Linked DNA regions of Homo sapiens: region 1 is linked to region 2. A link is a contact called in ENCODE Hi-C or POLR2A ChIA-PET data. All regions are on one chromosome and are shown on one strand. Each heading gives the region's core, a stretch centred on a gene start or an enhancer-like site at or near the end of the contact. The rest is flanking DNA. Distances are from core to core; before and after follow the strand shown.

Region 1 (5,747 bases), core at 2,218-4,717, 500 kb before region 2:
CATTCATTTATAAGATGTTTTCATTTTTTCTTTAATTTATTCCTGTACCAATTTGCTTTATCTTCTTATGTTGTATTTTTAAAATCCCTGTAATATTCTTTAGGATCCATTTTTAGAGCAATGATTTATATCTAATACATTTTATTCCCCTGATCATTTATGTGTTTGTTTATTTGGTCAGTTACTTTTAAATAATGTAATAAACACTTGAAAATCCAAGATGAAAACTAGGTCCTTGTATCTTGTATACGGTAATCTGTATCTAATGGCACAGCTCCCTCATTGCATCCCAGTGTCTCTCCACATTAAAAAAAAAAAAGCATTATCTTAACTCCTGTGTTCATCATTCCTTTGTTTCTTAAATATTATGATATTATATCAACACATATTCCTTAAAATTATATATGTACACACACATATATATATCTTCTTAATGTTGGCTATTTCTAACTTTATAAAAAGGATACCATTCTGTATGTAAGAAACTTTTTAATTTCTGTTATATTGCAGATATCCATATTGCTGTATGGTAGTTCACCTGTTTTGGCTGCTGTATACTATTTTATAGCATGATTATACCATAGTTTATTATCTACTTTCCTGTTCATGGGCAGTGTGAATTATTTCCCATTATTGGTTATTGCTATTGTTTTTGTTTGTTTGTTTTTTGAGACAGCCTTGCTCTGTTGCCCAGGCTGGAGGGCAGTGGTGCAATCTCAGCTCACTGCAACCTCCACCTGCTAGGTTCAAGCGATTCTCCTGCCTCAGCCTCCTTAGTAGTTTGGATTACAGGTGCACACCATGATGCCCAGCTAACTTTTGTAATTTTGGTAGAGACAGGTTTTCACTATGTTGACCAGGCTGGTCTTGAACTCCTGGGCTCAAGCGATCCTCCTGCCTCAGCCTCCCAAAGTGCTGGGATTACAGGCATGAGCCACCATGCCTGGCCTGTTATTGCTATTGTGAATAATGTTACAATAAACCTTCTTCCATACATATCTTGTTGTACGGGTCCGAGAATTTCCTTGGGGTTTATGCCTTGGAGTGGAATCGTTGAAGTATAGAATATGTCCAAAACAGAACTTATTGTGTTACCCTCAAAACATGACTTCTTTCTACTTCTCTGTTTCTGTAACACCCCAATCACCAATCCTTTGACTCCCAGCCTCCCTTGTTGCCTATATCCAATTGATTGCTGAGCCTGAGAAGCTTTTGCTTTCCCATTATATCACCCATCTCTCCTGTTCAAGCTTCATTAATTCTCTCCCCTGTGCTTCCTATTCTTTCTAAATATCGTCGTTAATAATTTCAATCACATGCTTTTCTTGTTCAACTTCTTTCTGTGGCTGCCTATTGACTATGAGTTTAAGTAAACTCCATAATCCAACATTCAAAGCTCTCAACAGAGAAGGTGAGAGTTGGAAGGGACCTTAGAGATCATCTTGTCAGATACACTTACCTACAAATGAGGAAACTGAGGCGCAGATAGGGAAAAGGATTTTATCAAAGTCACAAGGTGATCTGTTTGAACAATTTTATGAGTTCTGCAAGCATTCCAGGAAGAAAGCGAAGAGATGCTTGTGATATTCCGTCTTGAATTAAGGACAGAGGAGTGGAACAGTTGTAGTTGGGACAATTAGCATGATTATATCACAGTGAGAAAAAATATTGAGACTATTGGACTGGTAGAAATGAACCATTAGAAAAATGGACTCTTTTGTTACTATGTTGAGTGTAACAATTGTTGCACTACATTAGGATGTAAGTGTTGTTTGGGACTGAAAGAGTAGAGCTGTGCTCTTTAGTCATTGTGCATGAGAGTCATGTTTTTAAAAGAAGAAACTAGAAAGAGGTGGTGGAGGTGCCCTAGATGAGTGGTATGGGTAGTAGGGTTAAAATTGAAATGTCTCTCTGTCTCTCTCTCCCTGTCCCTAACCCATTTTTTTTTTTTTTTGAGATGGAGTCTCACTGTGTCGCAAGGCTAGAGTGCAGTGGCGTGATCACTGCAACCTCCACCTCCCAGGTTCAAGCGATTCTCCTGCCTCAGCCTCCCGAGTAGCTGGGACTACAGGCATGCACCAGCATGCCCAGCTAATTTTTGTATTTTTGGTAGAGATTGGGTTTCACCACATTGGCCAGAATGGTCTTGATCTCTTGACCTTGTGATCCACCCGCCTCGGCCTCCCAAAGTGCTGGGATTACAGGCGTGAGCCACCACAGCTGGCCAAACCCACTCTTTTCTCAACCACAGGTCAGTTTTGTCAGTCTTGCTTGTGAAATAGTAATGAATAGTATTTACTGAATGCTTTCTGAATGCTAACTGCTATACCTGGATTACCTCATTCAATCCTCACATCAGCTTTATAACTATCCTCGTTTTATAGATGTGCCACATTGGGCAAATAGAGAGTGTAGGACATATGGCCAAAAAGGGAATAGTGGGTCATAAAATGTCACACTTCAGCCTGACACAATTTGGAGAATAGGAAACAAGACCCTGAGTATGCCTAAAATTTTTGCTGTCATTATTTGAGGATAGACTATAGACACTGTAGATGCCTTGTAAAATAGGACAAGTCCTGAGAACCTTGGGATTGAGTTCATGTTAGAAGGACTCAAAATTTATATTAGAGGAGTCTGTCTTTATTTTGTTTTTCTTTGCATTTGTTTCTCTTTTGGCCTCCCTTAGTGTCCAATAAAGCCTGTCTGTTTTGTGGGAAGGTGGTCCAAGGGAAGGCCTTTTGTGTTTGTTTACCTTGAGCCAGAGTGTTTAAGAGGCACCAGCATGCTCATGGAGGGAGAGGACATCTACAGATGAAAGGTGGAAGTCATGGAGATAGCCATCCTAGTACTACAAGAGCTTCCTTCTCTCTCTCTCCTGGAGTGTTCCCTTTCTGTGCAAAAACCTGGAATTCCACACAAGTTCCAACCAGAAAGAACAATGTTGGCTCTTCCAACTGGAATGGTTCATGATACAAAGCAAGTAGGGAAGGTTGTAAGAAAAGATGAAAGCAAAAAATTTTCCCCTTTAATTAAAAAAAAAAAAAATTTTGAGAGAGGATCTAGCATTGTTGCCCAGGTTGGAGTGCCCTGGGGTAATCTCGGCTCACTACAACCTCGACCTCCCAGGCTCAAGCAGTCCTCCTACCTCAGCCTCCAGAGTAGCTGGGACTATAGGCATGTGCCACTATGACCAGCTAATTTTTATATTTTTTTAGAGATGGGGTTTTGCTATGTTGTCCAGGCTGGTCTCGAACTCCTGGGCTCAAGCAATCCACCTGCCTCTGCCTCCCCAGGTTTTAGGATTACAGGCATGAGTCACTGAACTCTGCCTCCTCTTTAAACTGTCAATTAGTTGAAATTAGTAAGTATTGTGAGTCATGATGTGCTAATACAATGGTAGATATGATCCTTGACCTTAAAGTTAAACATCAAAGTTGAAAAGGTAAATATGTACATGAGCAGAATAGAAAACAAGTTAAAAATACATACAAAGCCTGTCATAAGACAACACGCCAAATGATGGGAGCAGATAGCAAATAGGTGATGCAAATATAGCAGGGAGGAAGAGCTCCCTGGCTCTGTAATCTTCCATTATGAGGGAGGAAGGACTTGAGCTAGGTGTTTAAAGAATTGTAACTGTTGGGTAAGTGGAAAGGAAGGAAAAATGACAGAAGCAGAGATGAGGATCAGGAAACATATAAGATATTTTGTAAAAGCAGTGATCGGATCTCTCTGGCTTGAACTATGAGTTCCTTTAGGAGACTAGTAGGCAATAAGACCTAACGGTGAAGGGCTTTGAATGCTAGGGTAAGGAATCTGACTTTACCCTGAAGACATGAGCACTCTTAAAGATTTTTTTTTTTTTAAATAGCAATGAGGTTTAATTTATTTTTATTTTCTTAGAGACAGAATGTCACTAAGTTGTCCAGGCTGGAGTGCAGTGGCTATTAACAGGCATGATCATTGCACACTACAGCCTCGAACTCCTGGGCTCAAGTGATTTTTCCTGCCTCAGCCTCCCAAGTAGCTGGGACTACCAGCATGTGCTACCACACCTGACATGTAAAGACGTCTGAGGCAGGAAGTTAAATAATGAAAGTTACTTTTATCTATTCTTTTCTTTTTTTTCTTTTTGAGATGGAGTCTCTCTTTGTCGCCCAGGCTGGAGTGCAGTGGAGCAATCTTGGCTACTGCAACCTCCGCCTCCCAGGTTCCAGCGATTCTCCCGACTCAACCTCCCAAGTAGCTGGGATTACAGGCACCTGCCACCATTCCCAGTTAATTTTTTTTGTATGTTTTCAGTAGAGACGGGGTTTCACCATGTTGGTCAGGGTGGTCTCAAACTTCTGACCTCAGGCGATCCACCTGCCTCGGCCTCCCAAAGTGCTGGGATTACAGGCATGTGCCACTGCGCCTAGCTGAAAGTTACTTTTTAAGATGACTGGTCAGGAGGGAGGTGTGTTAAGGAATTGTGGTAGAAAAACCTCAACATTTCAACAGCAAATGAGTTTTGAGACTTTTAATGTGTCAAATGTTTAGAAAATTCTGGATTCTTTTTTCTTATGCTAACTGCTGACTTGTGTTAGGGAGAAAGGAGAAAAAAGATCAGGTAGAATTTTATCTAAAGCAGAAGACAGCTACTTTGCTAGCATTTACCCACATTGCTGACATTTTGGGGACAACCAGGGCAGGGGCCACTTCCCCAGGAAAAGTAAAACACAGTTTTCAATACACAGATTGAATACAGGACCTTCAGAATTGGGGAAAAGTAAAGTCCTCAAAAGCCAGAGTGCTGTTCGTTCCTCTTTTAAAATAAATTTCTGTTTCTTTTTTAAAAAGAGAAACTGGTTTAAAATGTCTCATTGTAGTTATATGACCAGGACATTTCATATATAGAGAACTGGTTCTCTTTTCTTAGCTAGAAGTTTCTATAGGCCCAACATGCACCAAGATTCCCTTTGGAAATTAAACACCTCAGATGGGGGCCTCAGCTGCTAAGGACACATGCTATTTGCTCTCAGGAATGGAAGTGTTGCCAAGATCACTAATGGTGATTGCTTGTCAATAATCCCGGGAATGCTCCCTTACCAAGCAGATCTAAAGGGGCCAAATACCTACTCTAGGCCATCAAAGTCAGGTGGAGGACTGATGTAGAACAAACTTCTGCTTGCTAAATTGAAAGCAAGAAGACCCCACTGGGCAAGGTTTGGGATCAGGGTGGAGGTTTCTGGAATAAGGGACATAGAGAGGAGTTCAGGACCATACTCAGGTCTACATACCTAGTCAAGTGCTTTCTTCACTACACCAAGCTGCATATGTACCTACTATTAGGTTTAGAACCTTCTGCCACTCCCTTGCTCCCTCTTTAGCCACCTATAATTGTTTAGTTGAGTGAGAAGTTTTGAGCATAGTTCAATTCGGATCACATGCTGCCTTGGCAATGTGTGATCTGGGGCAGACTTTGCCTCAGAATCAGATTTATATATCACAGGACTCTGATTGCTTAACCTGACATATCCTTGATCTGTCCTAACCTCTGACAGTTGTTATCCATTAACCTACCTGCCCTCTTTTTCTGACATCTGATAACAGGGCCTGTACTTGTATTGGCCTGATACTGTCCAAATATTTGTACCATTGGTGTTCATTGCTCTGAATTAAATTTGCAACAATATGGTGATCCACTTTTTATGTGGTTTCAGGTTAGCTGTTTTCACAGACAAGTCACTCTAGGCAGAAACTGC
Region 2 (6,091 bases), core at 43-2,542:
AGTGAGGCCAGTTTTTTTCTTTCTTCTTCTTTTTTTTTGGGACAGAGTTTCACTCTGTTGTTCAGGTTGGAGTTCAGTGGCGCAATCTCAGCTCACTGCAACCTCCGTCTCGGGTTCAAGTAATTCTCGTGCCTCAGCCTCCTGAGGTTGCTAAATTGGAGATACTAAGGACCAACAGTACTCGTGTTCATCTTGCCTGAGAGGGATGTTACAGGGCAGTCAACAGAGCCAAGAGCTGGGGATTACAGGCATGCGCCACCAAACCTGCTTAATTTTTGTATCTTTAGTAGAGATGGGGTTTTGCTGTGCTAGCCAGGCTGGTCTCGAACTCCTGGCCTCAAGTGATCTGCCCGCCTTGGCCCCCCAAAGTGATGGGTGGCCTAAGCCACTATGCCCGGCCCATTGTCTTTCAAAGCTCCATCACTATGTATTTCCGGGCCAGCAAAATCTTCTAAATTCAAGATCCTTTGCAGCCTGCTGATTGGTGGCTTGAAATCTGAGGGTTAGTGGACTCTGGTCTACATGGGAAAAGTACAAAGGGCAAGAGAAAGCAAGCAGGAGTCCAGGTCACTGAGAGAGCAGCTGACCCTGCCTCCTATCTCCAAATGGGCAGCGGGGCCTGTGGGAGGTAAAGCCCCTATCTCCCACTATTCCTGCAATCTATTCTTCTGGTTCCTTTGGGTAACGCCTTCTTTTTCCAGGTGGCCTGTGAAGCTGTCAATCATGATGCTCGTATATACTCATCTCCCCCACTCTCACCCCAGGAACAGACACGTAAGCCAGGATGACACAGCCAAACAAACTACTCCTTTTCACAGTCCACAGTGATTCATGGAGGGAGGGCACACAACCAAATCAAGGCCAAACAGGATCATCCTGGAGACCACTAAGTAGATAATTGAGAGAGAATTTCTCTCTTCACTGAGGTTGCTAAATTGGAGATACTAAGGACCAACAGTACTCGTGGTCATCTTGCCTGAGAGGGATGTTACAGGGCAGTCAACAGAGCCAAGAGCTGGGGAGGGAACCAGGCCCTGGTAACGTGTGTTGAGCCACTGGATCCAGTCATGCATGAAGTCAGAACCAACCTGGGGCTTCCCAATTATTGAACCATTACTTCCTCTTTTCTCTTGACTGGTTTGAGTTGAGGTTGTTTCTCTCTACATAGGAGTCTTTACTAATACACAATTAAACTTGTACTGTTCTATGGTCATGCACCACTGACAGTTCCACTCAGATGAGTTCGACCAACGGCAAAGGACACCTGCTTTGTGCCAGGCACTGGGGATACAGAGTTGACGAAGACACGGCCCTGCCCCAGAGGAACTCAGAGTCTTATGGAGGAGACAGAAGTATCAGCAAATGCTAAGTGGTCAGATAGAGATTAGTTAACACAAGGAACTATTAGAACACAGGAACCAAGCACTTGCCCCAGCCTGGAGATTCGAATAAGTCTTCTTAGAGATGACCTGTGAGCTGAGTCTCGAAGCCTCACCCATGTGAAAAGATAAAAGAAAGCATCTTTTGGGCAGAGGCATGAGCAAAGACCTGGCAGGGCAAGACAGCATGATGTGTGCAAAAAAATAAAAACACTTGGGTGTTTCTAGAGGAATGCTGTCTAGTAAAAGTCTGTGTTGATGGGAATGTTCTATTTCTATGCTGTCCAGTATGCAATCTCTAGCTAGTAAGCACTTGAAATGTGGATAGTGCAACTGAGAAACTAAATTTTTAATTTTATTTTAACTAAAACTTAGGCCAGGCACAGTGGTTCAGGCCTGTAATCCTAGCACTTTGGGAGGCTAAGATGTGAGGATTGCTTGAGCACAGGAATTCAAGACCAGCCTGGGCAACATAGTGAGACCCCATCTCTACAAAAAATAAAAAATTAGCCGGGCGTGATGGTGCATGCCTGTAGTCCTAGCTACTCAGGAGGCCGAGGTGAGAGGATCCCTTGAGCCTGGGAGGGTGAGGCTGCCGTAAGCCGTCATCACGCCACTACCCTCCAGCCTCAGTGATAGAGTGAGACCCTGTCTAAAATCAAATAATGAAATTTAAAGAGCTGCTTGCAGCTGGTGGCTACCATATTAGACAGTGTAGTGACTGTACGCAGTGAAGTGCAAGGCAGGAGGTGGTGAGAGGTCAGGCAGGCCAGGAGAGCTCCATGAAGGGCCATGAATGCCATTTCAAGGGTGTTGGACTTTAACCAGAAGGTGATGGGGAGTCTTTGGAAGGTGGTAAACTGAAGTGACTTATGTCATCTCAATGGACCAGAAGAAGCCTGGAGTTAGAAGGATGTTGCTCTAGCTGGAGGTAGAACATCTGAAGGTCTGAAACATGGAAATAGCAGAAGGGTTGGTGGGAGGGGCTGATCCAAGAAGCTTCGGAGGATAGAGTCAGCAGGACTGAGTGGTCCCTTGGTTTTGGAGGGTGGGGCTGCATCTTCTGTGTAGGATTTACAAGAAAGATGGGTTCTTGGGTAGTAGGGCTTGGATAGGTTGCTGTTCCCTGGCAGGACTAGAGGTTGGGGGTTCTGGAGCAGCTCCCAGATCCCAAGGCCCCACTTCTCTACAGGTGAGGCTCTGTTAAAGTCAAAGAAGCAGGTTGAAGAGACATATTCCCCAGCTGTTTGTTGTTTCTTGTTAGCTTGAAGGATCATGGCAGCTTGGAAAACTTCGGAGTCTGATTGTAAATACTGGCCAACTGCAGGAGCGGGAAGGCTCTCCAAAAGACAGAGGGGTGGTTTAAAGTCTTTTGTAATTAAGAAAATACCTGGATTGTGAGGCAACTCTAATGCTCTCATGACATCCAAGAAGGCATGCAGAATGGCAGATTCTGGACTTCTTGGAAGTTCTTATTTTTAATTTTTTTATTTTTGAGACAGGGTCTCACTTTGTTGCTTAGGCTGAAGTGCAGTGGCGCAAACATAGCTCACTGCAAACTTGAACTCCTGGGGTCAAGTGATCCTCCCACCTCAGCCTCCTAAGAAACTGGGAGGACTATAGGCACGCACCACCACACCTGGCTAATTTTTTTTTATTTTTCATTTTTTTGTAGAGATGGGGGTCCCACTATGTTGCCCAGGCTGGTCTTGAACTCCTGGGCTCAAGAGATCCTCCTGACGTGGCCACCCAAAGTGCTCGAATTACAGACACAAGCTGCTGTTCCTGGCTTGTTTTTCGCGACAGAGTCTCACTCTGTCATCCAGGCTGGAGTGCATGATCTCAGCTCATTGCAACCTCTACCTCCTGGGTTCAAGCGATTCTCGCACATCAGCCTCCTCAGTAGCTGGGATTACAGGCACGCACCACCATGCCCAGCTAATTTTTGTATTTTTAGTAGAGACGGGGTTTCACCATGTTGGCCAGGCTGGTCTTGAACTCCTGACTTCAAGGGGTCCTCCTGCCTCGGCCTCCGTGCTGGGATTACAGGCGTGAGCCACCATGCCTGGCTTTTTTATTTTTTTAAATGGATTTTTTTTTCTCTCCTTCCAACGCTAGGTTGTCATCCGTCACAATGAAGTTGAAGGAAGGCTTCTGCCTGAAATCATCTCTTTCTCCCCTTGTAATTTGCTGTTTTCCCCATTGGCTTGAAAATTTGTTAACCAGTGAATGGATTAAGGGCGGTGCAAGATGTGCTTTGTTAAACAGATGCTTGAAGGCAGCATGCTCGTTAAGAGTCATCACCACTCCCTAATCTCAAATACCCAGGGACACAAACACTGCGGAAGGCCGCAGGGTCCTCTGCCTAGGAAAACCAGAGACCTTTGTTCACTTGTTTATCTGCTGACCTTCCCTCCACTATTGTCCTGTGACCCTGCCAAATCCCCCTCTGCGAGAAACGCCCAAGAATGATCAATTAAAAAAAAAAAAAGAAAGAAAAAGAAAATTTGTTAACCAGGCTTAGTTAAAAACTCCGTATGGAAGGTTTATGGGATAAAAATCTTTTTCTCTACTGAGGACTTAGGTCCAATGATCAGGGGCCCGCAAATTAACTGACAATAGACAGATAAACAGGCAAAAATAAAACAAGTTTGGCCGGGCGAGGTGGCTCACGCCTTTAATCCTGGCATTTTGGGAGGCTAAGGTGGGAGGATCGCTTCAGCCCAGGGGTTCAAGACCAGCCTGGGCAACAAAGTGAGATCCCATAATTAGCCAGGCATGGTGGCATGCGTCTGTAGTGTCAGCTATGCAGGATGCTGCGGTAGAAGGATTGCTTAAGCCCAGGAGGTTGAGGCTGCAGCGAGCCATGATTGTGCCACTGCACTCCAGCCTGGGCAGCAGAGCAAAAGCCTCTCTCAAAAACAAAACAGAAAAAGAAAACAAGTTGGCTGGGTACGGTGGCTCACACCTGTAATCACAGCACTTTGGGAGGCCGAGGTAGGTGAATCACGAGGTCAGGAGTTCAAGACTAGGCTGGCCAACATGATGAAACCCCGCCTCTACTAAAAATACAAAAAAATTAGCCAGGCGTGGTGGCGGGCGCCTATAATCCCAGCTACTAGGGAGGCTGAGGCAGAGAATTGCTTGAACCCGGTAGGTTCAAAGGTTGCAGTGAGCTGAGATCGCGCCACTACACTCCAGCCTGGGCGACAGAGCGAGACTCAGTCTCAAAAAAAAAAAAAAAAAAGAAAAAGAAAACAAGTTTTATTTATATGCATGCAGGAACGTTCAGATAAAGAAGCTCATTGATCTCAACCTAATAAGGAAAAGAGAGCGAGAGAAAGGCTTCTATGGGAAAGACACATGGACATTTGAGGAAAGACAAATGGACTTTTAGAGAAACAAATGGAAGAGATGGGAGTTTGTTGCTGATGTTTATGTTTGTCTACATGAGTGGTTGGTGTTCTTCCTGGGAGTGAGCTCCTCTGGAGAGGAGATTTATGGCAACTTTACTCCCAGAAGGCTCTTCCTTTTAGTGAAATAAAGGAAGTTCCAAAAAGGCTTCTTTCTGCATCTGCTGTATCTCTAGTGTCTTCGGTTTAAAATAATCTTCACACTTATTCTGGAGGGCCAAGTGGATCCCCAGAAGGGGAACATGGGCTCTGACTGAGGAGCAAGGAAATGTATGAGTTTCAGTATCATCTATGGTAACACTTCAGAGTCAGTAGAAAAAAAAGTTCTGGGCAGAGTGCAGTGGCTCATACCTGTAATCCCAGTAATCTGGGAGGCTGAGGCAGGAGGATCACTTGAAGCCAGGAGTTCAAGACCAGCCTGGACAACATGGTGAGAACTCATCTCAAAAAAGAGAAAAGAAAAAAAATTAGCTGGGTCTGGTGGCACATGCTTGTGGTGCCAGCTACTGGGAGGGTGGGGTGGGAGGATTGCTTAACCCTGGGAGGTCAAGGCTGCAGTGAGTCGTGCTTGCACCACTGCACTCCAGCCTGAGCAATAGAGTGAAACCCTGTCTCAAGAAAACCAAAAGTTTTGATTCTCAGCTATGTTCTGGTGAGGTTGCTGAGTAGCTCAGTGATGGATTGGTGAGGTGTTTGTACATAGATGCTTTATGCATCCCCCTTTCCAGAGGCCTGGCCTCTTAAGTCCAGTCGTTTAGAGCCAGCGACATATCTTCTATCAGCTCTGGGAGGTGCTGGATAGAGGTCAGCAGCATAGTGACTACTGAGGGATGCCGGGGGGTTCAAGTCCTGAAATTCCACCATTAGAGCTTCATTTTGTAGGTCGTACTTTTCCCTGTCCCTCCAGAAACTAACAAGTGAAGTCTCTCTTCCTCTCTCTCTCACTTTCTCCTCAAATTTTAAGGGTAAAATCACATAAAATTGTAAAGGTCCCTCCTCCCTATCCTGCCTCAGGAGTGACACCAGTTCCTAAGTGTATATGTGTTTTTTATTTTTATAGAAAAGATAAAACACCATTGCCCCTGTTCTGTGCCCTATTTTCATTTTCACTGTAAGCAATACATTTCTTTTTTCTTTCCTTTTTTTTTTTTTTTTTTTTTGATACAGGTTATCACTCTGAAGCCCAAGCTAGAATGCAGTGGGTATCATAGCTCACTATAACCTCAACCTCCTGGGCTCAAGCGATCCTCTCACCTCAGCCTATCAAGCTGTTGGGACTACAGGAGTCTCTAATATATA

Evidence for each region. Hi-C counts contacts between places; a loop is a spot of excess contacts on that map. ChIA-PET counts read pairs that join two places held with the same protein, here RNA polymerase II (POLR2A). Pooled maps may share reads with other maps.
Region 1: a map with no recorded cell type shows a loop between it and region 2 (2.9-fold over the local background). The contact joins two enhancer-like sites. A Hi-C loop is called at or near these places in 1 of 168 maps with a recorded cell type or tissue (posterior vena cava), 3 of 37 single-sample maps with no recorded cell type and 4 of 50 pooled maps. POLR2A ChIA-PET finds 5 or more read pairs at or near these places in 1 of 52 experiments (T-cell).

The regions. Positions count from the first base shown.
Region 1 is chr2:48,219,796-48,225,542 of GRCh38, reverse strand. No RefSeq gene overlaps it. Among named protein-coding and RNA genes, the nearest start is that of FOXN2, 92 kb to the left of the region's middle. Within about 2 kb of position 3,467, at least 2 of the 41 ENCODE cell types and tissues checked have a DNase peak (open chromatin) inside an H3K27ac peak, as active enhancers do.
Region 2 is chr2:47,719,537-47,725,627 of GRCh38, reverse strand. No RefSeq gene overlaps it. Among named protein-coding and RNA genes, the nearest start is that of MSH6, 61 kb to the left of the region's middle. RefSeq lists enhancers at 934-1,383, 3,343-4,148. Within about 2 kb of position 1,292, at least 4 of the 41 ENCODE cell types and tissues checked have a DNase peak (open chromatin) inside an H3K27ac peak, as active enhancers do.